2 separate regions of the Homo sapiens genome follow, and region 1 is linked to region 2. A link is an interaction called in ENCODE POLR2A ChIA-PET data of the cell type or tissue named here. Cell type or tissue: A673. All regions are shown on one strand. Each heading gives the region's core, and the rest is flanking DNA. Links, peaks and the distances in the headings are about the cores only. Region 1 overlaps PITPNM3 (PITPNM family member 3). Region 2 overlaps WSCD1 (WSC domain containing 1).

What was found. Peaks named below come from ENCODE experiments on the same cell type or tissue, not always from the same donor. Only the 100,000 strongest peaks of a DNase experiment are listed, where the experiment ranks them.
Region 1: POLR2A ChIA-PET joins it to region 2 with 8 read pairs; 2 of 35 experiments call an interaction of 5 or more read pairs at or near these places.

Annotation. Positions count from the first base shown.
Region 1 is chr17:6,480,734-6,496,088 of GRCh38, forward strand. PITPNM3 (PITPNM family member 3) reads right to left here. Exons shown (of 20, transcript NM_031220.4): 5 at 3,483-3,559; 6 at 2,784-3,019. Among named protein-coding and RNA genes, the nearest start is that of PIMREG, 44 kb to the left of the region's middle. RefSeq lists an enhancer at 12,198-12,699. In A673, for the core only: no CTCF peak of the experiment used is centred there; a DNase peak (open chromatin) is centred at 6,728.
Region 2 is chr17:6,107,617-6,121,777 of GRCh38, forward strand. It overlaps WSCD1 (WSC domain containing 1), which reads left to right. Exons shown (of 9, transcript NM_015253.2): 6 at 1,991-2,150; 7 at 3,155-3,319; 8 at 10,372-10,572; 9 at 12,693-14,161. The coding sequence ends at 13,045. Among named protein-coding and RNA genes, the nearest start is that of WSCD1, 44 kb to the left of the region's middle. RefSeq lists a silencer at 712-884. In A673, for the core only: no CTCF peak of the experiment used is centred there; no DNase peak of the experiment used is centred there; H3K27me3 peaks cover 2,093 bases.

The DNA.
Region 1 (15,355 bases), core at 2,499-10,498, 370 kb after region 2:
TTTGGGCCCTGTAGGCGTTTGGGTCATTTTTGCACATATGACTGCTGAGAACCCAGGTATCCACCCGGCCCCAGGCACCTACCTTTAGCTAGTTCAACAGGATAGGCAGGAGGGGAGCACTGCAGCCCTCAGTGCCTGGAGCAGTGGGTGGAGCTCCCAGAGGCCCCATACCCTGGAGGTCCCCTCAGTTTGTCCCCCACAGGTGCCAGGGCCCACAGTGGGCAAGGATGTGCCAGCGTCAGCAGTGAGCAAGCTGCCCAGCGCTCAACCAGCCCTTCTGTGGACACATCCTTCCCTCCTTTCTCCCCACCAGCTGGGTTCCCTGCTGCGAGTTGGAAGTCTCTCTCCCCAGCCCACTCTCCACCTGCAGAGAGAGCCCCTCTTCCAGCCAGGAGGAAGATGATGTGAGTCATGGCCAGCATCCCCGAAGCTGGCATCCCCACAGTTAGTATCCCCAAGGCTGGCATCCCCATGGCTAGTATCTCCAAGACTAGTATCCCCAAGGCTGGCATCCCTATGGCTAGTATCTCCAAGGTTGGCATCCCCATAGCTAGTATCCCTGAGGCTAGTATCCCCATGGCTAGATCCCCACAGCTGGCATCCCCAAGGCTGGCATCCCCAAGGTCAGCATCCCCAAGGCTGGCATTCCCAAGGCTGGCATCCCTATGTGCTTTCTACATTCTGGACACTGTGTTGAGTGCTTCACACACATTAGCACACAGACTCTTCACAGCCACCCTGAGAGGTTATTTACTATGGCTACCTTCATTGTACAGATTAGGAAATTGAGACAAGGAGAAGTTAAACACCTTCCCCAGACCACACAGCCAGGACTCAAATCCAGGCGGCCTGAGAGCCCACACACTTAGCCGTGGTATGCAAACCCAAAAGTCACTCCTCCAGGAAGTCCTCTCTGGCCTTTCTCAGAGAGCCCACAGTGCCCTGTGCTCTGTGATATTATGCTCCATCAGAGCACTGTGATATTATGAGGTAGATAGATCAGATGATAGATAGATAGATAGATAGATAGATAGATAGATAGATAGATAATGGATGGACAGATGGATGGATGGATGGACGGATGGATGGATGAATAGATAGATAAACAGAATAGAATGATAGAGAGAGAGAGAGAGAGAGAGAGAGAGAGAGAGAGAGAGAGAGAGAATACATAGATAGGTTTTGTCCACAGTTCCTGGCTCCCATAGCCGTTGTTATAATGTTGGGGCACTTAGCCCTAGGAAAACAGAACCTCTCTCTCTCTCTCTCTCTCTCTCTCTCTCTCTCTCTCTCTCTCTCTCTGTCTGTCTCTCTCTCTCTCTCTCTCTCTCTGTCTCTCTCTCTCTCTCTCTCTGACATTCTCCTGCCCTCCTTGAGCTGGCTGTGAAGAAATTCTCTGATCTCCGTTGTCTGATTTAGGTCATGAGACCCTCATTTCAGAAGGAGTCCTGCCCCATACCCAGGAGGAAGGAATGCTGCAGAGGCCAAGAAGAATCTGAGCAGACAGGCCCTGTTGGGTTTCCCGACTTGGTCTGAGTGTCAGCCCCTTTCTGTCCAACCACATATCTATGTTGTCAATCATGCCTAGCCAATGACACCTCCATTAAAGGGCCAAAAGGACAGGAGAGCTTCCGGAGAGCTGAACGCGTGGAGGTTCCTAGTGGCTGGCACACCTAGGGAAGCTCCGTGCCCCTTCCCCCATACCTCACCTTATGCATCTCTTCATCTGTAACCTTTATAATAAACCAGTAAATGTGATTCAGCATTTTCCTGAGTTCTGTGAGCCGATCTAGCAATTAATTGAACCCAGTGACAGGGTTGTGAGAACCCCAGCTTGAAGCTGGGCTGTCAGCAGCACAGATAAAACAAACTGGGGCATGGTATCGGTGTCAGAAGTTTGGGGCAGTCTTGTGGGACCAAGCTCTCACCCCGTGGGATCTGATGCTATCTCCAGGTAGACAGAGGCAGAATTGAATTGGAGGGCACCCAGCTGGTGTCCACAGCAGAACTGATTGCTTGGTGTGTATGGAAACAGCCCCTCACATGTGGCCCGGAAGTCTTCTGTGTTGACTGTTATGGTGTGAGAGCAAAGGAAAAACACCATTCGTGTTTTTCAGATTCCTACTTGGCTGCAATCGTGTGGCCGAGTTTGACTCCTGTCTCCATGGGCTGGGCGACCCTGGGGGAAACTAGCTAAACTCTCAACACTCCGTGTCTTTTTTTTTTTTTGAGACAGAGTCTCACTCTGTCTCCCAGGCTGGAGTGCAGTGGTGCAATCTCGGTTTACTGCAAGCTCCGCCTCCTGGGTTCATGCCATTCTCCTGCCTCAGCCTCCCAAGAAGCTGGGACTGCAGGCGCCCGCCACCTCACCTGGCTAATTTTTTATATTTGTAGTAGAGACAGGGTTTCACCATATTAGCCAGGATGGTCTTGATCTTCTGACCTCATGATCCGCCCACCTCAGCCTCCCAAAGTGCTGGGATTACAGGCGTGAGCCACCGCACCCGGCCAACACTCAGTGTCTTTATCTGGGCCAAACAGATCAGGCTTGTTGAACACTGGAAGTGGATCAAGATTTCATGGGGACCCCAGCACACCCAGGCCCAGGCAGAGGACTCTTCCCACACCTTCCACCAGGGATGCTTGTGTTTCGTCACGATCTGACACCCCAGAGAGTCCTTGCAGGTACCCACCTGCCCACGGGGTCCATGCTGCAGGGGGAGCCCCTCCACTTAGTTCCCCCACCAACCCCAACCAGTTCAAACAAGCAGAAATGGACTCACTGAGAGACAAGCGAGAAAGCCTCAGAGCAGATGGCAGGACAGGGGACGAACTTGATGAGGATGTGGCCCAGGGCAGCAGGGAAATGGGCTCGTGTGACCTTCTCCAGCACGGAGCTGAAGGTGTGGATGTCGGCTGCCTTGCAGGACGGGTCCCCGGCACCCGTGTCCAGGATGTTTCCCCCATGCAGGACCAGCAGGAGGACATGTGTCTTGCAGGAGCGCTGCGGGCAGCCTTCCTGAGAGCCAAGGCGGTTGGAATACAGAGAGAGAGGCGGCTGGGGTCGGGGGAGGCACACAGGGACACACACACACATGTGCGCATACACACACACTCACACACACGCACACACGGGGAGACTGAGGCCAGAGAAGCAGGCACTATGTCCAGCCTGTCTCAGCTGCAATCTGAGGAGCAGTCTCAGCTCTAATACACCCTGCTGTGTGATAGAACCTCTGGTGCATTCAGAGTGAGGGAAGGACATGGGCTGCCAGGAGGGATGTCAGGGCAGGAAGAGTCCCAAGAGATGCTTCCTGTTCATATGGGAACCCAAAGCCCAGAGAAGGACACAGACCCACCCAGGGTCACACAGCAAGTCAGACGAAGAGCTGGAAGAAAACGAGGCCGCCTATGATCCGAGGGCTCTTGCTAAAATCCTGGCCTCTGAGTTGAGCCCAGACACCCTCCGAAGCCCAGCCTACCTCGCTGTCTTCGTGGATCTCGATGCTTCCCTGGGCTGGGAACCTCTGTCTTCTCAAGGAAACCCGGTACAGTTCTCCTGCAGAGGGAAAGAGGGGAGCTCAGCATCTCCAGGCTTCCCTACAGTGACCAGACACTCCCTGGGCCCAGCTGGCCCTAAAGGTGAGACCTTGGCTTACATCACAGGTGAGCTCAAGTTAGAGTCTGGAGCTAGGGAGAGTCACCCCATCCAGGCCCTGCCTCTGAAACCAACACAACATGAAACCCTTTCTCCTCATAAGGAAAAGGGAGGGTGGCAGAGTGAGGCCATCGCGGATGGTGCTCCTGAAAGGAGGGGCTTCCTCGAAAGGAACTAGCCTGCGTTTCTTCACCAGGACAGCAGCAAGGGTGAGTACCACCTGAGGACTTCCACTTCCAGTTATGGACAGCGATTTGAGCAAAGCCTCCCGCTGAGAACAACTAGAAGAGCTGGTGTGATGGCAAAGCGTACGCACCCACTCTTGACTGGGCTGAGAGGTGCCCAGAGAGCTGGTAAAACATGTTCTCTGGGTCTACCTGTGAGGTGTTTTGGGAAGAGGTTGGCATTTGAAGCAGTGAATGAGGCGATCTGCCCTCACCAAGGCAGGTGGGCACCGTGCAGTCCGTGAGGGTCTGAGCAGAACAAAGTGCTGCAGGGAGGGAGGATTCACTCTTCTCAAGCTCAGACTTCCATCTCCTGCCTCACACATCAGCACTCCCGCTTCTCCGGCCTTAGGACTTGAACTGGGATTCGTGCCATTTTCTCCCCCGGTTCTCTGGCCTTTGGGCTTGGGCTGGAACTACACCACAGGCTTTCCTGGGCCTCCCGACTTCCAGACAGCAGGTCAGGGAACCTCTCAGCCTCCATCATCACGAAACCATGCACGAAAGCCAGTCCCTCATAATAAGTCTCTTTTTAATTTTCTTTTCTTTTTTTTTTTTTTTTGATGGAGTTTCACTCTTGTTGCCCAGGCTGGAGTGCAATGGTGCAATCTCGGCTCACTGCAACCTCCGCTTCCCGGGTTCAAGTGATTCTCCTGCCTCAGCCTCCCGAGTAGCTGGGATTACAGGTGTGTGCCACCACACCTGGCTAATTTTGTATTTTTTGTAGAGACGGGGTTTCTCCATGTTGCTCAGGCTGGTCTCAAACTCCTGACCTCAAGTGATCCGCCCACCTCGGCCTCCCAAAGTGCTGGGATTACAGGAGTGAGCCACCATGCCTGGCCAATAAGTCTCTTTTTATACATCTGTGTATATATCCTTTCGGTCGGTTTCTCCGCAGAACCCTAATATGGCTGGATACATACTTAAAAAAAAAATATCTGTTTGAAGTTAACAGAGAAATAATAGAGGCTTGAATTACGGGACCACTTTCCAGGGAAGGTAGACTCCCAGAGAGTTAAGGTCGGCATTTGAAACATTACTGGCATTGCCCATGAGCTTTAGGGTAAAGCTGGCCTTTGCCAGAAATCTCTCCTTGCTCCTCTCAGCAGCCTGGGCTCAACGCCTCCTCCTTCAAGAAGTCCTTCTTGGCTCCCAGCCCTCCCTGAGCTCTCATTTACCTAACACAGAATTCAGTAAACCACAGCCATGGACCAAATCTGCCCCACTGCCTGTTTTTGTAAATAAAGTTTTATTGGAACACACTCAGGCTCCTTCATTTACATATTGTCTATGGCAGGCGGCTTTTGTGCTACAGCAGCAGAGCAGTTGCAGCAGACACCTTACAGCTCACAAAGCTGAAAATATTTATTATCTGGCCCTTTCCAGAAATGTCTGTCAACCCCTGATCTAACACCTACACTCCTGAATGTGATGACACTGGACTCCTGGGTGGAGAGACTTCAAAGGCATCCAACAGCCACCCCTGAGCCCCCACCCAAATGATACCTGCACTCTGAGGCCTCCTTCCTGCCACCAGGCTGCCTTCAGCTCCTCTCCTTCCTCCCCCATGAGATGGATGCTACCTCCCGTGTGTGGCTAAAACCTACAGCCAAGCTGAACCACCTGTTTGTCTTCAGGGAGGAGGAACTGGCTCATCTCTTAAAGTCGTAGGTTCTAGATGAAGATGGTCCTTGCCTTCTTCACACCCCACCCCCACCAGAGCCTGCTGCTCCCCTCTAGGAGTCACATCTGGGGAGGGTCCTTCCAGGGGCTTTGCGGGCAACCCTAGGCACCCTGTCAACATCCCCTCACCATGACCAGCCCCAGGGGAGGGTACCTCTACAAAGAACTGCAAATGAGAAGCTTTTCTCAGCAGGGAAGAGCATTTCTGAAATATTCTGTCCTCACAGACACAATCCCAGTCAAAGGGTAACTGCTTTATGAGCTCCGAGCTACTGCCCACACAGACAGGAAATCATTTCCTAAATGATGGAGGAAGAGGGAAAACTCGTCCTGGGGCCCGGCTGTGCCCAGCACTTCCTAGTTCTTCCCATTGGCTAGGCTCTCCTGCCTAATTTCTAACTTACTAAAGACCTTGCCTTGGGCTTGGCTAGAGGAGACCCTGGCTCTCTCTTCAGGACAGGATGATAACACAAGACAACAGTAACAGCTCAGCTTTGTTAAGCACTTATTATGTCCTGGGCACTATGTGCTTTACATGATTCATCCTCTCTAGTCCCCACAATTACTCTCTGAGTCTGAATGATCTTGTTATTAGCCCCATTTTACAGATGAGCAAACCAAGGCTCAATCAACCTATGTCACTTGCCCCACGTACCTTAAAGGTTAAAGCCCAGGTCTGCCGCTGCCAGGCCCCTTTCCACCACGTGAACTAGTACCAGGAGGGAGAGGGTCTGAGTGTGGCTTCCCTGAGACAAAGCGCTCATGCTTCATGGTGTGTGCGGCTGTGTGTGCGGCTCTGGGGCAGGCTGTGAGTCAAGAAGAACCAGGAGTGATGGCAGGGCTGAGGTTGGCTCTAGGGCTGGGAGGAGCGTGGTTAAAGCCACGGACCCTGGATCCAGAACGCCTGAGTTCACATCTTGGCTCTTATCAGCTGTGTGACCTGTGTCTCAGTTTCTTCATCTGGAATATGGGGATAATAAAAGCAGCTACCCCATGGGGTGGTGGTGAGGATAGATGAGTTCATATGCATAAAGGGCTTAGAGCAGGGTGTGGAACACAGGAAGTGTCACATGGGTTAGCGGCTATTGTTATTATTATCATTATCCAGGGGACATCCAGGGCACAGAGCCAGGACCACAGCTGACAAGATGGGCTGATGGGGACATTGCCGCCTCCACACTTGCCTGCCCTGGTGCCAAGTCCCTCCCTGAGCCCTGGCATGCTCCTCGGCCTTGCTGGGCTGGGCGCCTGTTTGCAGTGTGATTACAGGATTAAATGCTGTGATTGCCACAAATTACTATGGCAAGGCTATAAATACATTGCAGGGAAGACATGAGGGTCCTGTTGTCTCCTGGGCACGATGCCCTCTGTTAGGTGGGGGCTGGACTCTGCGCCCTCACCCATTACAAAGGCCAAGGAGCACCTCCATCTTTGATCTGTCTGGAGCCAGCTCCCTCGCGACCCATGTGATGCTCTGGGCATCAAATCGGTGGATGACTGCTGCATCCTGGCCACCAACGATGTTGAGGCCGTGCCTGGTTCCGTGGGGATGGGAGCCTCAGGCCAGAGACTGGGCAGGATTGTCCTCAGTATCCCTCACTCCTCCCTAGCAGGAGGAAAGAGTCTCACCTCCTACGCTGTTTGGGGACAGAGCCTTGCTTCCTTTCCATGCACAAAAGCCAGGAATGCTTTGCTCTGGGAGATGGAGGAAGGGAGATCTAGCCTGCCAGATTCAGATTCTGGCCCCTTGAGAGTTGACTAACAGGACCAGAGCTTCCCCACAGAAAGGCACACCTCCCGTCTTCATCTTAGCAGAGGCCCCTGTAGACAAGCAGGGGCAGCCGTAGGCTACCTTCCCTGTACCTTCCCCACAGGTCTCTGCTCTTCTAAAAGCCAGACATTCCTACCATGATAATTGGGGCCATTGGCTCTGACTCACCCACAAGACATAACTCTTTCACTCGTCCTTGCCTTTGCTCATGCTGAGCCCTCTGCCTGCAAGCCCTTCCTCCCTTTGCAGACTGGCAAACTCCTACTTGTCCTGCAAAACCCTGCTCAATGGCTATCACCTCTAGAAAGCCGTCTTTGATCTATCTAGGCAAAGATGGCTATCCCATAGTATGCGGCACTGGTCCTGGCTTACTCGTCTATTTCCCCATCAGACTGTGGGCCCCTTGAGAATAGAGTTTACCAGTTTTCAGGGACTAGGATGGCACTTTTGTGAAAACCTTTTGGAAGATCCCAGGATGCACACATCCTGTGAGACATCTCTGTGCCATTAAACCCCCAGGAGAAATCAGGTTCAGGGAAGCATCATCCACTGAGAAGCACGTTGCTTCAAAGTACTCACAGGAACTGGTACCTGGGAACCTCTGGGGATTCTAGAAGAGTCTGGCCTGGGCTTCATAATTCCACCCCTAGAGGCTTCCTCAGGGACTCTGGTGACAAGAGCAGCTGGCAGGGGGTCCTAAGGGGTGGAGAGCCACATAAAGGGGACCCCAGGACCTCATCATTAGGCTGCCTGTTTCTTCCCACTTCCTGTTAATTTCTGTTTGCATGTCCCTATTCAGGCTGGGTCCCTGCAGTGCCCAGATTTGGGGTGGGGGAGCCCACAGCTGTTTTTGTGACAGTGTTTTTTGACAGGCTTTGAGACAGGCCAGCTACCGCAGTGCCAGCTCCCAGTGCCCCACTAGCTCCACATCAGGAGAGGTGGTCCACCCAGCTCACCATGGCTGCTCTTGATGCCTGAAGAATGGAGCCTATGTTTGCTTAATCACAGCCTTGGAGAGGTACAAATCGTGATCATCCCCTCTAATTACCAATGCGCCACACTGCTCTTGAGACGAAAGCCAAGGTCATCACCCACACACTCAGCACCCCAAGCAAAGCATCACCCCAGCTCGGCTGGAGAGCATAGCTGTCTCCCTCTCTCTTGCTACCAACCTCTGGGGTCCACAGGGGTGGATGCTGAGGGCCCACTGGCTAAAGCCAAACACTCAGTCTCCTCCTCCATCCTTGGCAGTCACTCCCACCCCCCGTTAGTCACCCCTGGCATCAACCAAGCAGAGCTGGGCCCAGCTTGAGACCATGTGGCACATCCTGAGAAGTAGCTACAAAAGTATCTAATCCTCTGTAAGCTAGTGGAAGCTCATACATGGGTGGAAACATAAGGTTTTTTTTTATTTTTTTTTTGCCTAAACCGGCCCAGGTCACCAGGCCAGGGCTCTTCATCATCCTGAAGGAGGGGAGTAAGAAAGGGATGGTCTCTTTGTTCTTACTAATGCCTCCACCCCTCAGCCCTGCCTCCTCAGAGAGACTCTTGGCAGGGAGGAAAAAGTGAGGAGAGGCTACTATGAGGAGCAGGAACTTCTTAGACTGTTAGGCCCTTTCAGTCAAGCTCATTCCCCATTTAAAAAGACGTTACTTGCCGGGGACCGTGGCTCACGCCTGTAGTCCCAGCACTTTGGGGGACCAAGGCAGGCAGATCACGAGGTCAGGAGTTCGAGACCAGCCTGGCCAACATGGTGAAACCCCATCTCTACTAAAAATACAAAAATTAGCTGGGCATGGTGGTGCGCACCTGTAATCCCAGCTACTCGGGAGGCTGAGGCAGAAGAATCGCTTGAACCCGGCAGGCAGAGGTTGCAGTGAGCCGAGATCACACCACTGCACTCCAGCCTGGCGACAGACAGAGCGAGACTCCATCTCAAAAAAAAAAATAAAAAGACATGTTATGCTCTGAGGATCCCCTGTCAAGTCCACCCTGGCCCTGCCTGGAAGTCAAAGGCTTTGCTATTTTGCTGTGATGTGGGATTCATCCATATACCTAGATGACATCTGGGAAGAACTACAGCCTCATTCAGTAGCACCTGGGGGACTCAATCCACAGCCCCCATTCCCCAGGTGAGCCCGCATGACACACACATGCAGAAAGAAGGGGACACACACAGACTTACAGGGGAGACAGGCCCTGGATAGAGTCCTCGGATGGGAAACTAACCCTCTACTCAGAGGGTGACCTCAGACACGCTCTGCAAACCACCGCAAAAGGAGGGGTTTGCCTACATTCCCCGGTAAGAGTCAGGCAGTCTGAGATTCTATGAGTCCAAGCATAAGTGCCCTCTGTGAGTGCTAGCCTCCAGACCCAGCAGAATTTGGCACTAGGACCTTGAAGGGGACCCAGAGTCACAATGATGGAGTCACTCTGAGAGGCTATGGAGAAAGGAAGAGCAACCAAAAAGCTGCAGGCGGCAAATTTCACTTTGCTTTTCAAAGTGGTTGATTCCAGCTAGGGGCTTGGCGTTGATTCCTAGGCAAGTCCTGGGGCAAATTAATAAACAAACGCTTTGAGGACCCTTAGAAAAGGAAGCAGTGGGGCCGGGCGCAGTGGCTCATGCCTATAATCCCAGTACTTTGGGAGGCTGAGGTGGGCAGATCAGTTGAGCTCAGGAGTTCGAGACCAGCCCGGCCAACCTGGTGAAACCCTGTCTACTAAAAATACAAAAATTAGACAGGCGTGGTGGTGGGCACGTATTTAGCTGTAATCCTAGCTACCTGGGAGACTGAGGCAGGAGAATCACTTAAACCTGGGAGGCGGGGGTTGCAGTGAGCCGAGATGGCCCCACTGCACTCCAGCCTAGGAGACAGAGCAAGACTCTGTCACCAAAAAAAAAAAAGAAAGAAAGGGAAGGGGAGGGGAGGGGAGGGAAGGGGAGGAAAGGGGAGGGGAGGAGAGGAAAGGGGAGGGGAGGAGAGGAAAGGGGAGGGGGAGGGGAGGAAAGGGGAGGGGAAGGGAAGGGAGGGGAGGGGAGGGGAGGCGAGGGGAGGGGAGGGGAGCAGTGGCTCCCAGAGCTCTGATAGGTACTCTTGGAACCAGCTCGCTAACCCTGCATCATAGCATGTGGCATAGATAGGGTCGCTGGACCAGCAGCTCAAGGGAATGCCAAGGGCTTAGGGGCATCTGGGGAGGGGAACACACTGGCAGAATAAGAAACTATCTAAGGAACCCATAGCTCTCACCACTTGAGCTCAAGGAATGTGGGCTCATGAATGGGAACCTGCGGCCACACAAGATGTGGGGACCAACAGCCAGTAGCAGATGCGGATGGAACAGCGTGAAGCTGTTCTGAAGGTTTTAAAACTTTTTTAAAAACAGGGGAAATTTTTAGCCAATGAAAGTTCCCTTAGGAGCCCAATTTGCAAAGATGAAAGTGGATCGGCTCTGGCTGAAGCAGGCTGGGGGGCCCAGAGCCCACCTTCCTCACTCCAGCACATCCCTGTCCCTAGGCAGCTCCTGAGGGCTTCAAGAGACTGAAACTTAAAAGCCACTGAGCTTGTTCAGCAGCCAGACTGCAGGCCACCCTCCTCTGCAGGTTCCCAGCTCCTAGCATTGCAGAAAAGGAAAAATGACAATCTAAATAATGGTGGGGGAGGTGGGGGAAGAAGCTTGGGGCCTCATATTAGAAGGAAACACACTAAAATGTTTACAGTGGTTTTCTCTAGATGCTGGGACAATGGAATATATATATATATATATATAATAAAGAATTAATTAAGAATTAAGATCCTGTGTTTGGGTTAAAAATGAACTAGAGGGGCTAGGCGCCATGGCTCACAACTGTAATATATATATATATATATTTTACTTTCTACTTTCATCTATTTTCCAATTTTTCTCTAAGGAGTCCATATTTCTTTTAGTTTAAAACTATTTATGAATGTTTATTGGATAGATAATACAAGTATGTGTCATGTTTATGCAAGGAACTTTTTTTTTTTTTTTTTGAGACAGAGTCTCACTCTGTCACCAGGCTGGAGTGCAGTGGCGCAATCTGGGCTCACTGCAACCTCCACCTCCCGGGTTCCAGCAATTCTCTTGCCTCAGCCTCCTCAGTAGCTGGGACTACAGGCGCCCCCCCACCATGCCCAGCTAATTTTTGTATTTTTAGTAAAGACGGGGCTTCACCATGTTGGCCAGGATGGTCTCGATCTCTTGACCTTGTGATCTGCCCACCTCAGCCTCCCAAAGTGCTGGGTTTACAGACATGAGCCACTGTGCCCAGCCTATGCAAGAACATTTTAAAACCAGCCACAACCTCCTATTTTAGTCAATACAAACACTACAAAGAAAAAAGTGTGAAATGTTGTCCTCCCCTCAGGAGCTGACAGGCTAATGAGGGAGTATAAAAGGATAAGAAATGCTTGTGGAAGGAAAGAATAAATGTGGAACATGATGAGTGAATTAAGATCCTGTGTTTGGGTTAAAAATGAACTCGAGGCTAGGCGCCATGGCTCACACCTATAATCCCAGCACTTTGGGAGGCCAAGGTGGGTGGATCAGTTGAGGTCAGGAGTTCAAGACCAGCCTGGCCAACATGGTGAAACCCCGTCTCTACTAAAAATACAAAAATTAGTTGGGCATGGTGGCGGGTGCCTGTAATCCCAGCTACTTGGGAGGCTGAGGCAGGAGGATTGCTTGAACTCGGCAGGTGGAGGTTGCAGTGAACAGAGATCCTGCTGTTGCACTCCATCCTGGGCAATAAGAGTGAAACCCTATCTCAAAAAATAAAATAATAAAATAAAATAAAAATAAAGTAAGCCTTCCAAGGACTTAAAAAAAAAAAACAATGAACTCAATACCACTTGCCTATTCCCACCCTATTGGTTATTGCCCAAACTTGTGTCAAGGCTGAAAACACCAAGACCAATCAGACACAGCATCTGCCTTCAAAGATCTCTCAAGCCCCTGGGATCACATGACCAAGAGTAGGTCATGTGACCAAGGTCGGGTCAATGACAAAGACCTAGGTCATGTGCCCAAGATCAGTCACATGACCAAAGGCTACAAACAGCTTGAGTCAGGGTAGTGGGGCTGCCACAGTTACTTCTCAACCTCTAAGGCTGCACAAACCAGAGATCTCAGTTCAAAATGAGAGGGAGACATCCCTGCCCTGCCCCTGCAGCTCAGGCCCTGCTGAGGGTATGTCTGATGCCCAATAACAGAGCAGGAAAGCTATAGAAAGGGGCTCAGGAGGTTGAGAGACCCAGCCTGGAGAAGAGCAGCAGCTGCCTGCAAATCTATGCTGAGCCTCGTGTGGGTCAAGGGAGCAGAGGGCAAAGCCAGGACAAATAAGGGTTGGGGTGGTTTCTGGAGAGCCATTCCAAGTTTTAGCACAACCTAGGAAATGTTTACAACAGTTCAAGAGTGACCTGTGCTGACCTGCAAGCAGGCTGTTCTCCTTCACTGAGGTTAGACAAGCAAGTTATATAAGTGACCACGTAGCAGGGTGCTGGGGAGGGAAGTTTCATCCAGAGTCTGGGGGAGCTGGTGGCTGAGGTCCCTCCATGACTCCTTAACGCTTTCAGGGTCAGAATCTAATCACGTCCACCTGGATTCATCTGACTAACCAGGCTAAGGTGATGTGTTCAAACCTTCAACGGCCCAGTGAGCCTTTCACAGAGACACTACCCCAGACCAGGGCCTGGCCCTTGCGAGGGCCTATGCCCTAAACCCTGCCCCTTGAGAACATGTTGTTAGATACCCCAAGTGAACACGGGGTTAGTTCGGAGGAACAGTTCTCATGGGGGATCCCAGTTCAGATCAGAGGTGCCATCCTGAATCGGGCCCAGTGAAATTTCCAGGTATACAACCATGAGAAAACTCTGCCACCACGACACAGGGATGCTAGAGGGACATGAAATCCCAAACCCTGGTGTTCCCCTACAGACTCCTTTGCAACAAACACAGCCCTAAGACTGGTCCTGAGTTTCTAGTCCTCATCCGGTGTCTCAGGCAATCTTCACATTCATCCTGTGAGGTCAGGAGTACTCTCCCCATCTTAAAGATGAGAAAACCAAGGATTGGAAAGGTAAAGTGATTTCTCTCAAGATGTAAGTGGAGGGCTGGGTACTTGAACCCAGGTCACCAGGTCAGGGCTCTTCATCGTCCTGAAGGAGGGGAGTAAGAAAGGAATGGTCTCTTTGCTCTTACTAATCCCTTCACGCCACAGCCCTGCCTCCTCAGGGAGACTCTTGGCAGGGAAGAAAGAGTGGGAAGAGGCTACTCATAGCAGGAACTTCTTAGGCTGTTAGCCTGACCCCCTAATGATCCCCTGTCAAGTCCACCCTGGCCCTGCCTGGAACAGCACATACACAAAGGAATGCAGTGGCACACTCCAGCCCATGCGCACCTGCACAGTAACCCCTGCCAAGTGTGTGCGGCATCCAGCACAGGGCCTAGGAATGGCTCTCACACATAGGAAAAAGGTGCTCAACCTTAGAACCCTAAACTAGAGGAAGGCTCATTGAAATTACCCTAAGACAACTTTTTTTTTTCCACCTGTCAGACTGGCAGTTGTGACACACTATGGGCCAGGGTGTGGAAAAACGATCTCTTCATTCATTGCTGGTGAGAGTAAACATCAGTATAGCCTCTGTGAAGGGCCATTTGGCAATGTCATTCAACATGCAAAATGCCTTTGACCCAGCAATTCCAAGCCCATGTGCAAAAGGACATATGTACAGTGCTAACCATTGCCACATTGCTTTTACAACAGCAAAAGACAGGAAGCACCTATATGTCCACCAGTAGGGGACAGATTAAATAAATTGGACCACAGTGAAATTGCACATGCCCATTGCAAAAAACAACTCACCTCTAAGCATACTGAGCTAAGGAGACAATCATGATCTAGTATCAACATCTGAGAAAAGCAAGGTGCACAAAGAAAGGAACTGTGTGCTCCCATCTGTGTGAGGGTATAGATATAAAAATATATATAAATGCATATTTATGGATAGACTCTTGTATGCAGAGATTATCTCTGAAATGGAATCTAAGAAGCCAGTTATAATCTTTTCTTCTAGGGAGAATTGTGTGCGCTGGAAGACAGGAGAGGGAGGCATTTTATACCATGTATATGTGCTACCTACTCAAAAGACAGATTAAAAATAAGAATTTTTCTAAGTGCATGTAGCAGGGTGGTTTTTTTTTAGATACCAATTTATATCTTCTCCCAGCTCTGGCTCCTTTGCCTCTGGGAAGGTTTGTGGCAGAGCTTCCTGGCTTTTGTTTCCAAAAGCTCTTTTGTTCCCAAGAGGAAAGGATTTGGAGACAGAGAATGCTTCAGGGTGAAAAGAGATCCTCACACCCTGGCCCTGGGTGGAGGAGAGAGTCTTCTATACGGGTCCCTTCGCAACTCCAGGAAGATGGAGAACAACATAAGAAGACCTGGCCATCCCATGCTCCAGAGAGCGTGAACCCTTGCAGCCAGGAGCTGCAAGCCCAGGACAAAAGGGACCACCAGGCTGGGTTCTGGGGTCCTCGTGCTCACCGCTGTGGACGAAGGACCCCTTGCACATGTGTGCATGCTGCAGGCACCCTTCCCCCACCAGAGTGCTGGGAAGACCCCTGGAGTTTTGAGGCGATGGCAGGAGAGGGAGGAAAGAGAAGCTCCTGGACACACAGAGGAGGAGGAGTCCTTCACCAGCACAGCTGCAAGGGAATGTACAGTCAAAATCAAAGTGGCTTACAGAAAAACAAAGGAAAGGGCGATTCTTCCACGTGGAAGTAAGTAGACTGTGCAGTGAGGTCTCTCTTTGCCCCTCCAGAGCCTCAGTGCCCCATCTCTGCCCGACTCAGCCCGAGGCCGAGGCCCCCTAGCTACAGGTTGGGTGTAGCGATGGAAAGCACCAGTAGGAGAACTGGGGCAAGGGAGCCCCCTCCATGCCGGGTCATCGTAAGGTGGTCTCTGCTGAAGGCTCATGCAGGAGCCTCTCTGGGCTCTTCTCC
Region 2 (14,161 bases), core at 6,162-14,161:
CATGGACAGAGGTACCTGAGACACAGATGGGCCGCCGTGTGCCGTGGACATCCGGGCTGCTTGTTTCTGCTGCTCCCTGTGATGAAGGTGTTGGTGTGGAATGAGGTGGGATGAGGGTTTTGTGATAGAGGGTGGATGAAGCTGTAGAGGCCGGAGGTGGCAATTCTTGAAGTTGCCTTTCATGAATTCACATGACCGGGGAAACTTGCTTCTGGAAAAGCCAGCAGTGTTGAGATTGAGGGTCAGGCCCCAGCTCTCGCTTTCCATAGAAGAGTGGTGTAGGGGCCGTGAGGATGGGTCTAGTTGGACGTACTACCGAGGCTCAATAGCCTATCATGCACTGACTCACAGCGCAGGTGCCTCCTTGGCTTGAAGAAGGACGAGGAGAGTCGGGAGAGGCTTTCCTTGGGGGCTGCTTGGCACCTAGGAGAGCATGCGGCCTGTACTTATAAGAACAGCCTGACAGTGGGGGGCAACCTCCAACAGCATTTCCCCTGACTCCCTCCAAAGATACCTGCCCTCCCGCCAATGCCCCAGGCCCTGCGTCATCTTCGCTTGCATGGGACACAGGCTGTTGTCTTTTATGAGTGCCCAAATCCTCAGCTTTACCTAGCCATGCTCAAAAAATGCTATTGATTTTCTTTTTCTTATTTATTTATGAGATTTTTGCTGTGAGCAAAAAATAAAAAGGTTTGTGCAGTGTTCCCCTTAGCAGTGAGAAGTTTTCTCCACCCACTGCCTCCCTCCCTGGCACACACACTCACAGATTACTCTCTCATCTCTCTACGCTCCAAAAGTCCTAGCATCTCCCGACTGTAGGATGCAGAGAAGGAAGAGATGAAAAGGGGCTAGTGCCTGGGGCAGAGTGAGGACTCTCCCATACATGTGGGAGAGGTGGGTGGATACATTTTTGAGCAAGACACAGCTGATGCCCAGAGAGTTAGGGAGGTCGAGAATGACCTCTTCCTCCTTGGAAGCATGCCAGGCCCGGTGCTGGGCACTTTGGACCTGTCTCATTCAGCCCTCACCTTAAACCTACAAGGCAGATTTTATTACTTTTTTCAGTGATGAAATTCAAAGAAGTTAGGCACCTTGCTCAAGGGTGCCTAGCAAGCGAGCTAGAATTCACTTTCACACCTTCAGGATGCCAGCTCTCTTCAGTGTGTGGTGCAGCCTCCCCAAAGGGGAACAAGGACCCACTTAAGAGACTGCTGGGAGCTGGGCTGGCCCACAGAGTGAGACGACTCCTCTCTCCTACCCCTGACAGGGCCCCCCTCCATTTTGAAGAATCCTCCTTGGGCTGAGCATCTTGGGTGGGAACAAAGTCTGTTCTTCTCCACCCCTTCCATCTTTGGAAAGATGACTGTATGAGAATCTCTGCACCCTGCAGTGGGACATCTGGCATGAGAGTTGGTTTTAGTCTCTTTCCAGGGAGGTGGCTGGCCAAGGAAGACCAGAGGGAATCGAATCTCAGTCCTCTCTCAGGGCTTGAGGTCTGTTCATTAGTGGTGTGACACGTGGATCCTTGGGGATGCCCTAAGTCAGCTGATCTGCCCCGCTCTGTGCCATGCAGACATCCACTCATATGGATGCCCCTGCCCAGAGTGCCATTTCTATCTCTGGCACTCCTGACAAATGCCTTGGAATCTCAAAAACATGATTCCAGCCTCTGCCCCCTGCTTTCTGCACGTCGCTCATCCCTCAGTCATATTGCTGCTCATACTGTTGACTTGTCAAGGAACCAACCAAGTAGGGCTGTGCTTATAAGAACATGGGCTACTTGAGCTGCTTGAAGCTCACATCTTGTTGATCTTTGTCTCCCCTGGAATTGGGCACAGAGCACAGTGGTGGAAGGATGGTGGTCATCCCTGTGGATTCCATACAGATACAGCTGGCAATACATCGTCCATGTTCATCCCATTCCTGAGCCCTGGGAAGCATGACCCTCAAATTCACTCAGTGTGCTTCTCTTCTTATCGTTCCCTGGCAGGAGTTCCCCTTGGCCATTCTCAGGGGCTGGGAATGCTACTGTGCTTACCCTACCCCCCGGTTCAACCTGCGGGATGCCATGGACAGCTCAGTATGTGGCCAGGACCCTGAGGCACAGAGGCTGGCAGAATACTGTGAGGTCTACCAGACACCTGTGCAAGGTGGGTTCTGCATCCCCGACTGGTAGTGGCATTTGGTCTGGGGGGTGGGGAGAGCTTCCAGGGTTTGGAGATGCCAGTCATGGCCAAGCATGCAGTTATGAGGTATGGCATGTGTCTGTGTAAAGGTCTTGGCATCTTGATGGGTGTTGGAGATAATGGGGAGGGTCAGTTTTCCACCCTCCACAGAGGCTGAATCCTGGACTCACTTTAAAAAACACTGGACCCTTTATCTAAGTCTCTCTGGAGATGACAATGGTAAGAGGATGAACAGAGAGGGGCAGGTCCTAGAGAGATAGCAACAGAAAGGTGGTAGGATTGGGAGGCGTGGGAAGAATGAGATCCCAGGAGCTGCAGGGGCCACTGGTGCCTCCAGGACCTGGGAACCCTCCTTGGTGTGAGCATCAGGTCTGCCCCTGTTGACCTTAGGAACTGATGAAAGGAAGAGCCGGGGACGAGGGATGTTACCACCTTTATCAAGTGCCTACTGTGACCCAGCATGGCCCTGGATGTTTTGGGGCTTTCCCCTGGTGATTTCATGTGCTCCTTGTAGCAGCCCTGGGGATGAGACATAACGAATGACTTGCCTGTCATTAGTCCAGCTCTGGTTTATTGTTGGCAGTACCTGGGTGTGTTACTTTGCTCAGCCTAGCCTCAATCCCCACCCACTTCCCCTATTAGAATCTGGAATTATCTGTGCTATGTCAGGAGCAAGAGTTTGGCTGTGGCCATAGAGACAGAATGGGAGTCGAGGGTCCATAGGGTGTCTGATTCCCATCTTACTCCTGCACTGCAGTATTGCAGGCCTCATTACGGGGCTTTCTCGGACTGGCCACAGACCTGTGCAGCTAAGGTATATTTGGAAGATCTCTTCCCTTCTTTGGGCCTTGGTTCCCCCATCTATTAAATGGGAGTCTTCGTTCATCAGTTCCTCTAAGGGAGTTTAGTGGTGAATTGGTGAGTCATAATGGAAGTGAGTAACCCCGTGATGACTTTTGGACTTTCAGACACTCGTTGTACAGACAGGAGGTTCCTGCCTAACAAATCCAAAGTGTTTGTGGCTTTGTCAAGCTTCCCAGGAGCCGGGAACACATGGGCACGGCACCTCATTGAGCATGCCACTGGCTTCTATACAGGGAGCTACTACTTTGATGGAACCCTCTACAACAAAGGTAAGTCAAAGCTACAGGGGACGATGGAAGGCAGCTCCCGGTGACCAAACTGTCACCTTGCCAGCCAAGCTTCTCAGAGCACTAGAGCAGTGCATCTCAAACTTGAGTGTACATAAGAGTCACCTGTGGGTGGAGCCACTGTGTGCCATACTCACCCTTCAGGTATTGAAGACCAGCCCGCCTGGTGGTCCCCATCCACAACAAAGTTACGCCATTGTATCCACAAACACCCACGATCTAGGCCACTGAGGCACTTGCAGACACCACTGATATTGATTACAGCCAAAGAAATTACACTGAGACTACACTACTCCACCACCCAGAACCAAAACCTAAGCATGCTACCCAACCCACACTATAGGATACATCTACTAGAAAAAGTCTTTTCCTATGAAAGCTGCTCCATAAAATTGGAAGAGGTGACTGTTCCACCAGATGTGCAGATATCAATGCAGTCACACAAGAAACATGAAAAAGCAAGGAGGCCAGGCGCAGTGGCTCACGCCTGTAATCCTAACACTTTGGGAGGCTGAGGTGGGTGGATCGCCTGAGGTCAGGAGTTTGAGACCAGCCTGACCAATATGGTGAAACCTCATTTCTACTAAAAATACAAAAATTAGCTGGGCGCGGTGGTAGGCGCCTGTAATCCCAGCTACTCAGGAGGCTGAGGCAGGAGAATTGCTTGAACCTGGGAGGCAGAGGTTGCAGTGAGTCGAGATTATGCCACCGCACTCCAGCCTGGGCAACAGAGTGACACTCCGTCTCAAAAAAAAAAAAAAAAAAAAAAAAGAGCAAGGAAACATGACGTCTGCAAAGAAACACAATAATTCTCCAATAACAGACCCCAAAGAAAAGGAAATGTATGAAATACCTGAAAAGTAATTTAAAATAATGATTTTAAGGAAACTCAGCATGATACAAGAGAATACAAATAGACAATTCAATGAAATTAGGAAAACATTTTATGATCCGAATGAGAAATTCGATAGAAATAGATATCATACAAACAACCAAACAAATCTGTTAGTTGAATAATTAAAATGAATTTTTAATGAATGAAATTAATGATCTAGTCTGTTACAAAAGCTCTCAACTGTGTTTTTAATTTTATACCAAAACCTATGGGATACAGCAAAAGAAGTTCTAAGACAAAAGTTTACAGCAATAAATGCCTACATCAAAATAGTAGAAAGATTTTAAATAAGCAACCTAATGACGTACCTCAAGGAACTAGAAAAGCAAGAACAAGCCAATCCAAAAGTACTGGAGGGAAAGAAATGATGAAGATCAGAGCAGAAATAAATGATAAAATTCAACATCCCTTTAGGGCAAAAACAATCAACAAATTAGGTATAGAGGGAACGTACCTCACCACAATGAAGGCCATATGTGAAAAACCCACAGCTAGTATCATACTAAATGAAGAAAGTGTTGAAAACCTTTTCTCTAAGAACTGAAACAAGACAAGGATGCCCACTTTCACCATGTCTGTTCAGCCTAGTAATGGAAGTCCTATGCAGCAATTAGGCAAGAAAAAGAAACAAAGGGCATCCAAATTGGGAAGGAGGAAGTCCACTTGTCCCTGTTTGCAGATGGCATGATCTTACATATAGAAATGCCTAAAGGCTTCACCAAGAAACCCTTAGAACCAATAAATGAATTCAGTAAAGTTACAGGATACAAAATAAACATGCAAAAATCAGTAGCATTTCCATATACCAATAGTGAACTACCCGAAAAAGAAATGAAGAAAGCGGTACCATTTAAATAGCTATGAAAAAATACCTAGGAATAAATTTAATAAAAGAGATGAAAGATCTCTGCAAAGATAACTATAAAACACTTATGAAATTGTAGAGGACACACAAAAAAATGGAAAGACATCCCATATTTATGGATTGGAAGAATTAATATTGGGAAAATGACCATGCTACCAAAAGCAATCAACAGATCCAATACAATCCCTATCAAAATACCAATGACATTCTTCACAGAAACAGAAAAAAACAATTCTAAAATTTGTATGGAACCACAAAAGACCCTGAATAGCCAAGGCAATTCTGAGCAAAAAGAACAAAGCTGGAGGTATCACACTACTGACTTAAAAATATGTTACAAAGCTTTAGTAACAAAAAACAGCATGGTACTGCTACAAAAACAGATGCATAGACCAATGGAACAAAATAGAGAACCCAGAAATAAATCCATGCATTTACAGCCAACTCATTTTTGACAAAGATGCCAAGAACATACATTTGGGAAAGGACAGTCTTTTCAATAAATGGTGTTGGGAAGACTGGATAACCATATGCAGAAGACTGAGGCTGTACAAATGGTGTTGGGAAGACTGGATAACCATATGCAGAAGACTGAAGATATACCCCTATCTCTCTCCTTATGCAAAAATCAACTCAAAATCAAGACTTAAATGTAAGACCCAAATCTATTAAACTGCTAGAAGAAAACGGGGAATATTTCAGGACATTGGTCTGGGCAAAGATGTTTTTGCTTTTGAGATAGGACCTCAAGAGCACAGACAACAAAAGCAAAATTAGACAAGTGGTATTATGTCAAAGTGAAAAACTTCTGCACAACCAAGGAAACAATCAACAGAGTGAAGAGACAGCCTGCAGAATGGGAGAAAATATTGGCAAACTATTCATCCAACAAGGGATTAATAACCAAAGTATATAAGGAACTCAACAACAAAAACCCAAAAGAATCTGATTTAAAAATGGACAGATGATATGAATAGACATTTATCAAAAGAAGACATACAAATGGTCAACAAGTATATGAAAACATGCTCAGTATCACTAATTATCAGGGAAATGCAAATCAAAACCACAATGAGATATCATCTCGCCCCAGTTAGAGTGGCTACTATCAAAAAGACAAAAAATAACAAGTGTTGGAGAGGATGTGGAGAAAAGGGAACTCTTATACTCTATTGGTGGGAATGTAAACTAGTACAGCTCTTACGGAAAATAGTATGGAGGCTCCTCAAAAAAAAGTAGAATTGTCATATATATGATCCAGCAATCCCACTGCTGGGTATATATTCAAGGGAAAGGAAATGAGTATGTTGAAGAGATACCTGTACTCTCATGCTTATTACAGCACCATACACAATAGCCAAGGTATGGAATCAACCTTAGTATCTATCAATAGGTGAATTTTTAAAATGTGGTACATATACACAATGGCTAGTTAGCCGTAAAAAAAAAAAAAAAAAAAGAATTAAATGCTGTAATTCACGGCCACATGGATGAGCCTAAGGGACATTATGTTAAGTGAAATAAACCAGGCACAGAAAGATGAATACCACATGCTCTCATTCATATGTCAAAGCTTAAAAAGTTGATCTCACTGATGTGGAGAGTAGAATAGTGGTCACTAGAGGCTGGGAAGGGTAGGAGGGAGGGCAGGATAGGGAGATGTTGGTTAAAGGATACAAAATTACAGCTAGATATGAGGAATAAGTCCTAGTGTTTTATAGCACTGTAGGGTGACTACAGTTGACAATAATTGATTGTATGTTTTCAAGTAGCCAGAACAGAGGATTTTGAATGTTTCCAGCTCAAAGAAATGATAAATGTTTGAGGCGATGGATATCCTAATTACTTTGATTTGATTATTAAACATTGTATACATGCATTGAAATATCACATTGCACCCCATAAAGAAGATGTACACTTATCATGCATCAGTTTAAAATAATAATAAATATATTTATATTTATTATTATTTTATTTTACTTTCAGTTCTGGGATGCATGTGCAGAATGTGCAGGTTTGTTACATAGGTATGCATGTGCCAAGGTGGTTTGCTGCACCTACCAACCCATCGTCTAGGTTGTAAGCCCCGTATGCCTTAGGTATTTGTCCTAATGCTCTCCCTTCCCTTGTCCCCCACCCCCCAACAGGCCCCTGTGTGTGATATTCCCCTCCCTGTGTCCATGTGTTCTCATTGTTCACCTCCCACTTATGAGTGAGAACATGTGGTGTTTGGTTTTCTGTTGCTGTGTTAGTTTGCTGAGAATGATGGCTTCCAGCTTCATGCATGTTCCTGCAAAGGACATGAACTCATTCTTTTTTAATAAAAATATTTTTAAGTAAAAAAGAGAATCACTTGGTCCTGGCCCACACCCCTGACAGTCTGATTCAGGTAGTCCGAGGTGGGGCCTGAGAATTTTCATTTCTAACAAGCTCCCAGGTGACCCTGATGAAGGCAGCCCGAGGACCCCACTTAGAGCGGAACTTCATGAGATCGTGCCTATTCTGGATTCAAAGAGAAAGACTAGCAGCTTGAATTTTCTCTCTGTAAACATTTCTTGAATTTTCCTTAATTTTTAGAACCCTCAATAATTAGGGGTGAAACTGATTTAATCTGCTCATTCCTTTTTTGAGGCAAGAACTAGTTCATCAAAATGTAATAAAAAATGTCCAAAAATCTTTTAAGAGTTTTGATTTGTAATCTTTCCCTTGTAGAAATAAGAGAAATTAAGTTAAATGGCTGAAGACTGTGTTTTGTTTAAGAATGAAAAACCTCAGACAAGTCCATTGGCATCAAATTTGGCAAAAATGTATTAAAATGTATTTCTCTGTTGTCAAGCATTTTCTCTGGATTTCTTTCTTTCCTTTTTTCTTTTCTTTTCTTTTCTTTTTTTTTGAGATAGAGTCTCACTTTCACTCTGTCGCCCAGGATGGAGTGCAATGGCACAATCTCAGCTCACTGCAACCTCCGCCTCTTGGGTTCAAGCGATTCTCCTGTCTCAGCCTCCCGAGTAGCTAGAAATACAGGCACCTGCCACCACACCCAGCTAATTTTTGTATTTTAGTAGAGACAGGGAGGTTTACCATGTTGGCCAGGCTAGTCTCAAACTCCTGACCTCAATTGATCTGCCTGCCTCACCCTCCTAAAGTGCTGGGATTATAGGAGTGAACCACCATGCCTAGCCCATTTTCTCTGGATTTCTTAACCAGAGTTTGGTGTAGGAAAGTTGATACTGTCAGTAACATCCTAGAGAAGCAGAAACTTCCCAAGCTTGGGATTGGGCTCTGGAATCACTTATAACAATCTTGGTTCTGGGGAAAAGCTATAGTTGTCCATATAACCCAGCCTTGTACTCCCTGGGAACCTCGAGTGTTACAGGCATCTTCAGGTGAGGGAGGAAGTGGCCACATGAGCACATGGCCCTGTCCACTCTGGCTTAGTCCCCTAGGAATCACCCACTGTGCCCAGGCTGCAGTTACCCACCTTGTTCATCTCCAAGGCCCTTACCTTATTCAAGCAGCTGGCTGTTTTGGTCTACATATGGTAAGCGGCCCAATGACTGATATTGCCAGCTATAGAGGTTGGGTCGACACTGCCTCAGAAATGCTTTAGAGATACCTCACACACATCTTTGAGCCTTACAAGACCATTAGATGTGGCCAGTGGCCTCAGAGCACTGACAGAGTGATCACACACACACACACACACACGCACAATTCACAAGGCATCTCCAATGCCCAACCACCAAATCTATTGTGGTAGGTCGAATGTGGTCTGAGCTGCAAGGCAGAATAGCTGTTGTTGGAAGAGGCGGAGGCAGTATGGAAGGCACCCCGGGTCTCAGGGTTGTTAAAGACTAGATCTCAAGTTTATTCATTCCAGTTTGACTCTTCCTTTCATAGCATTTTCCAGCTGTTTGACAGAATGAATCAAAGCGAGGCCTTTTGGTATTTGGCCCATGGCAGAGATAAGTTTGAAGCTTGTTGAGTTTCAGTGGGTAAACCCGGACTTCCAGATTCAAAAGAGACTTGCATTTTCCAGGCATCAAAGCGTCCCTCAGTGCTCACTGCAGATACAAATGCTTTCCAGCAATTCCTGCAGAGGGGCAGGTGGTAGGACTCATTTTGTTTCCAAGAGCCCAAGATAAGCACATGAGCACTTACGGAACATGTCTCAGGGCTGGGAGCATGGGCTACATTGGGTGTGGCCAGGAGACTAGTTTCAGGAGACCTCTTCCCAGGAAGTCTTCTAGGACATCCCACTATTTGGGATCCCTGCTCTTTGTTTCCATAAGCCCCTATAGCCTGCACTTAGGCTATTTCCTCTACTAGAACATAAGCTTAAAGACAAGGTCTGAGTCTTAACCCTCTGTCCCCAAAATAAAGTCTAACATAGTGAGCACATAATAACCTTCATTGATAAATGTGTGGCTCTGGATGAATGGGCGGAGTCTGGCCTTCTCTGCCAGTAGTCAGTCATTCAGGTTCTGAGTGCCCAGTACTATAGCAAGGGACCAAGGAAAGAGAGGGCCCCCGATGGGCTGATCAATGGGAACAAGTCTCCATTCATAGAAATTGGGCCCTGGGTCCTCAGGGCCAGGCTCAAGCACTGTGGATGAGGCCTTGACCAGACCTGCTCTGAGGCAAGGCTGGGCCCTGTCATAGAACCATGGCATCAGGTCAGAGGGTGGATCTATACCTGCTCACAGCCATTGAATCTGTAAATCAGGATCCTGCCCTGACTGTGGGGAGGTGAGAGGAGGCTGGGGGTCTCACAGAGACACACGGTGGCATGTGGAGAGAGCCCTGGCGCTGTTTTCACAGCACTGTGTGATCTTGGGCAAGTCCCATGCTCACTCTGTGCCTTAGTCTCTTCATTCAGCTATGTTTGCAGCTATGGTTAAATCAAAGGTTGTTTGTAATGCTTGTGTAAAATTATCTCTATGAAGATGCCCAAAACATATGCGTGCATCTGCAATGACGGGTCTTCTGCCCTCTGACTCCTGGAGGTCTTCAGGGAATACCTCATCTCATTTCTCTTGCAGATGCCATCTTTCCCCACTGTTAGATAACTCCTGCTGTCACTTTCCCTTGGACAGGGTCACTCCTGTGGAGGCCGTTCCTATCACCATCCATAGGTCCTCTCAGTGTCCTCTGTGTCTTCCATGGGCCCTCTCTTATGCCCCTGATGCCAGCTTTACCCAATCTGTCTGCTGCTATGGTAGGGTGCCCCATGGACACCATCTTCCACAGAGACCCTCTCATTTTTCCCTGCAGGGTTCAAGGGCGAAAAGGACCACTGGCGGAGCCGACGCACCATCTGTGTCAAAACCCACGAGAGTGGCAGGAGGGAGATTGAGATGTTTGATTCAGCCATCCTGCTAATCCGGAACCCATACAGGTCCCTGGTGGCAGAATTCAACAGAAAATGTGCCGGGCACCTGGGATATGCAGCTGACCGCAACTGGAAGAGCAAAGGTAATCAAGGACCTTGCGGTGGGGGTGGGAGGCTTGTCAGTACAGGTAGGTTGCTCATCAGGATGCAGGATCAATTTACACAGGTAGGCACTGCAGGATGCAGGATCAGTATACACAGGTAGGCACTCAAACCCCATCCTGCTAGGGACTTAGTGCTGCTGTGCCTGGGCTTGAGTTCACCTCCTCCCCTTGCCCCCCATGCCTGCTGAGGTCCATACGCCAAGGCATTTTACTTAGATGCCAGCTTGATTACCAAGAATCTTCTCTGCCTCCATGAGTGCATAGTGGGGTGATATGCACCCCTTTCCATCTCTGCTTCTGCCCAGGAGCTCATGCAGGGCTGGGAGAAGAGCACATGGGGTGCACATGGACCTGCTTTGCACCTTCCTCTGTGTTCAGCACCAGGTTCCTCTTTTATAGAATGAGACCTGCACCTTGTGGGGCATTCAGGGAGCAGTGAGATGATGTGCCTGCCTGGTCTCTGGTCAGAGCTCAGCATGTTAATTCCCTCCTAAGCTGCCTCTTGCTGACTCTTCACAGTGTCTGGTGGGGAAATCACATCAGCCCTACATTCCAGATGAGCCCAGAGAACATGGCTGCAGGACTTGGCCTTGGTGGTGAGCAGCAGAGCTGGGACTCACACCCAATGTCTTAGTCAGCTCTGGCTGCCATAACAAAATACCACAAAACTGGGGGATGGGGCAGGGGGTGGTGCTTAAGCAGCAGACATTTATTTCTCATAGTCTTAGAGGCTGGGAAGTCCAAGATCAAAGTGCTGGCTAATTCCATTCCCAGGAAGGGCCTGTTTTCAGGCTTGGAGACAGCTGCCTTCTCACTGTGTCCTCACATGTCCCCAACAGCTCTCTGGTGACTCTTCTGATAAAGGCACTAATTCCATCACAAGGGCCCCACCCTCATGACCATATCTGACTCTAATCGCCTCCCAAATCCCCCATCCCTAATACCATGATATGGTGGGTTAGGACTCTCTGTGAATTTGGGGGGCATACAAGCATCTGGGCCCCAACATCCAGAGTGTCTGATTCTGGGTCAGATTGGCCTGTTCCCCACTGCAGCTTTATTCATGGAATCAGTCTTCTGACTCACACTTGCTGAAGTCTTCCTGGGTGCCAGGCATGGGGCAAGGTACCAGGAGCGCAGGCTGATGAGGTCAGGGTCTCTGCCCTCGAGGCATGCACAGCTGAGCCTTTGGGTGGTGACGAATAGAGTCTGGGTGGTAAGTGATGTGAAATGAAGTTGGTCAGAAACAAAGCAGTGTCCAGGCAGGGTGGGGTGAGAGAAGTCACAGGACCCATGGCCAGACCAGCTTGTGCTCCTGTCCACTTGTTACTGGATCACCCAGTGGGTGGCCTCTGCCGGCCTCTAGTCTTCCCCTTCCCCCATCATCCTTTACTTAGACAGCCCCCGACAGTCAGGCAGGCTGATCTCTGACGCCTCCTCTGCCTCTTATGAGCCGTATAACTCCGGGAAAGCTGCTTATCTTGTCTTCTGAGCCTGTTTTCTCACATTAAAAACAAGGATAGGCCCTGTCTCCTAGGGTCATTGTGAAGATTAGAGAAAGCAAACGCTTCAGACGGCGTTTGAGGTGTGTTAATAGCCCAATAATGGAAACTTTTTATTGGGATGATTTCTGATATCTGGACCCTGCACACCCCTCCCCCAAAATTAATTTCTTAATTTGCTGGAAAAGAAAGCTCATAAAGTAGATTACCTGCAAAAGTCCGAGGCCACCCCGTCTGTGGCTTCACTGTATGTCCTACTGCCCTGCAGTTTCACAGGTTCAAACTGGCAATCAAACCACAAGATGCGTATTTGCCCATCAGGCATCACGCTGACTTAGCTTTATAGGAGGACCTGGGATGGGAAATGGAGGCTGCACAGCGTCCTCATCCCACCAGGATGCCCAGAGCTGCCCCCACCCACCACGGACACACTGCTCAGCCACCAAAGGGTCCTCCTCCATGGGGAATGCCAGGTTGACTCTAGGCAGTGGACAGTGGAAAACCCTGCCCACTTCCCTCTCCCGAGCAGCCCCCCGGGGACCGGCAGCCCTGGCAGGGCCAGCCCCCGACTCTGCATCTCTCCTGTCCTCACTCTAGAGTGGCCGGACTTTGTCAACAGCTACGCCTCGTGGTGGTCCTCGCACGTCCTGGACTGGCTCAAGTACGGGAAGCGGCTGCTGGTGGTGCACTACGAGGAGCTGCGGCGCAGCCTGGTGCCCACGTTACGGGAGATGGTGGCCTTCCTCAACGTGTCTGTGAGCGAGGAGCGGCTGCTCTGCGTGGAGAACAACAAGGAGGGCAGCTTCCGGCGGCGCGGCCGGCGCTCCCACGACCCTGAGCCCTTCACCCCGGAGATGAAAGACTTGATCAATGGCTACATCCGGACGGTGGACCAAGCCCTGCGTGACCACAACTGGACGGGGCTGCCCAGGGAGTATGTGCCCAGATGATAGGCCTGGCCCACGCCGCCGCCCCCGCTGAGTGACGCAATCGCACCACGGGGCTGCGCTCCCCACTCTGATGCTCAGGCCCGTGGCCTCACTGGGACGAACGGTGGGTGGGGGGCTCACCCTGGTGCTGCCTCCCGCACAAGGAGACCTGGACACAACAGACACACATCACAAGGCGAACACAAATGGACACACATACCTGGCCACGAACCCACACCTCCTCAGACACTCAGACACCACTCCAGGCTCATAGCCCCGTCTTGATGCAGAGAAGCCACCCACGTGGGGTGTGCCAGGCACCCCCAGATACAAATGCAGCCACGCACAGACGTAACACACAGGTGCCAGGCCGTGTGCTCCTGGAGGCTGGCTGGCTGTCTCTCTCACACAGATACACGTGCGCTCCCTGGGATCCGGGAGGCCCTGGGCTTCCTGTGTGTAGCCCTGGCATAGACTTGCTCGTCAGGGTGTTCGACTCTGGGATGCTGGGCCGGGCAGACATTTATGCTCTGAGCAGCAAGGACCATTGGGATGGAGGTGGGCACAAAGACTGCTGCTTCCAGGGTGTGCGGCCCTGGCCGTGTGTCTGACATCCCATAAATGTGTGTGTGGTGTGACTACGGGCACCACAAACTCCGCAGCCTTGCCTCTCTTTTCTCTGTGGCTGGGCTGGCTGCACCATGGGCAGGGTTGAGGACTGCCCCCCACCCCGCCCAAGCCAATGCAGACACTGACCTCAAGACCAGCCACACCAAGTCTGTGCACTGCCCACCACCCCCTTCAACCCCTCCTACACCATGCTCCGGGGCCTGGGGCCTCCTTGCCTGGCTTCTTCCTCCAGCTATCCTCAGGGAAGCTGGAGATTCAAGTCATGCCCCAGAAGCAAGGTGTAAGCATGGGGGCGTGGGGAAGAGGGCAGGAGCTGAAGTTCCAGGGGAGCCCAGGACCCCTGGGGACCTGTACACTAGCAGGATGGGTCTTGGGAGTTGGCATGGGGAGATTGTAAGGGCTGTATCTCCGCGATTACTGGTACTGGTGCTCCACCCATAGGGGCCCTGTTCTCTCTGGGGTCCCACACTGGGGTCATGAGAGCTAGTTAGTACTCAGCCTGACCCC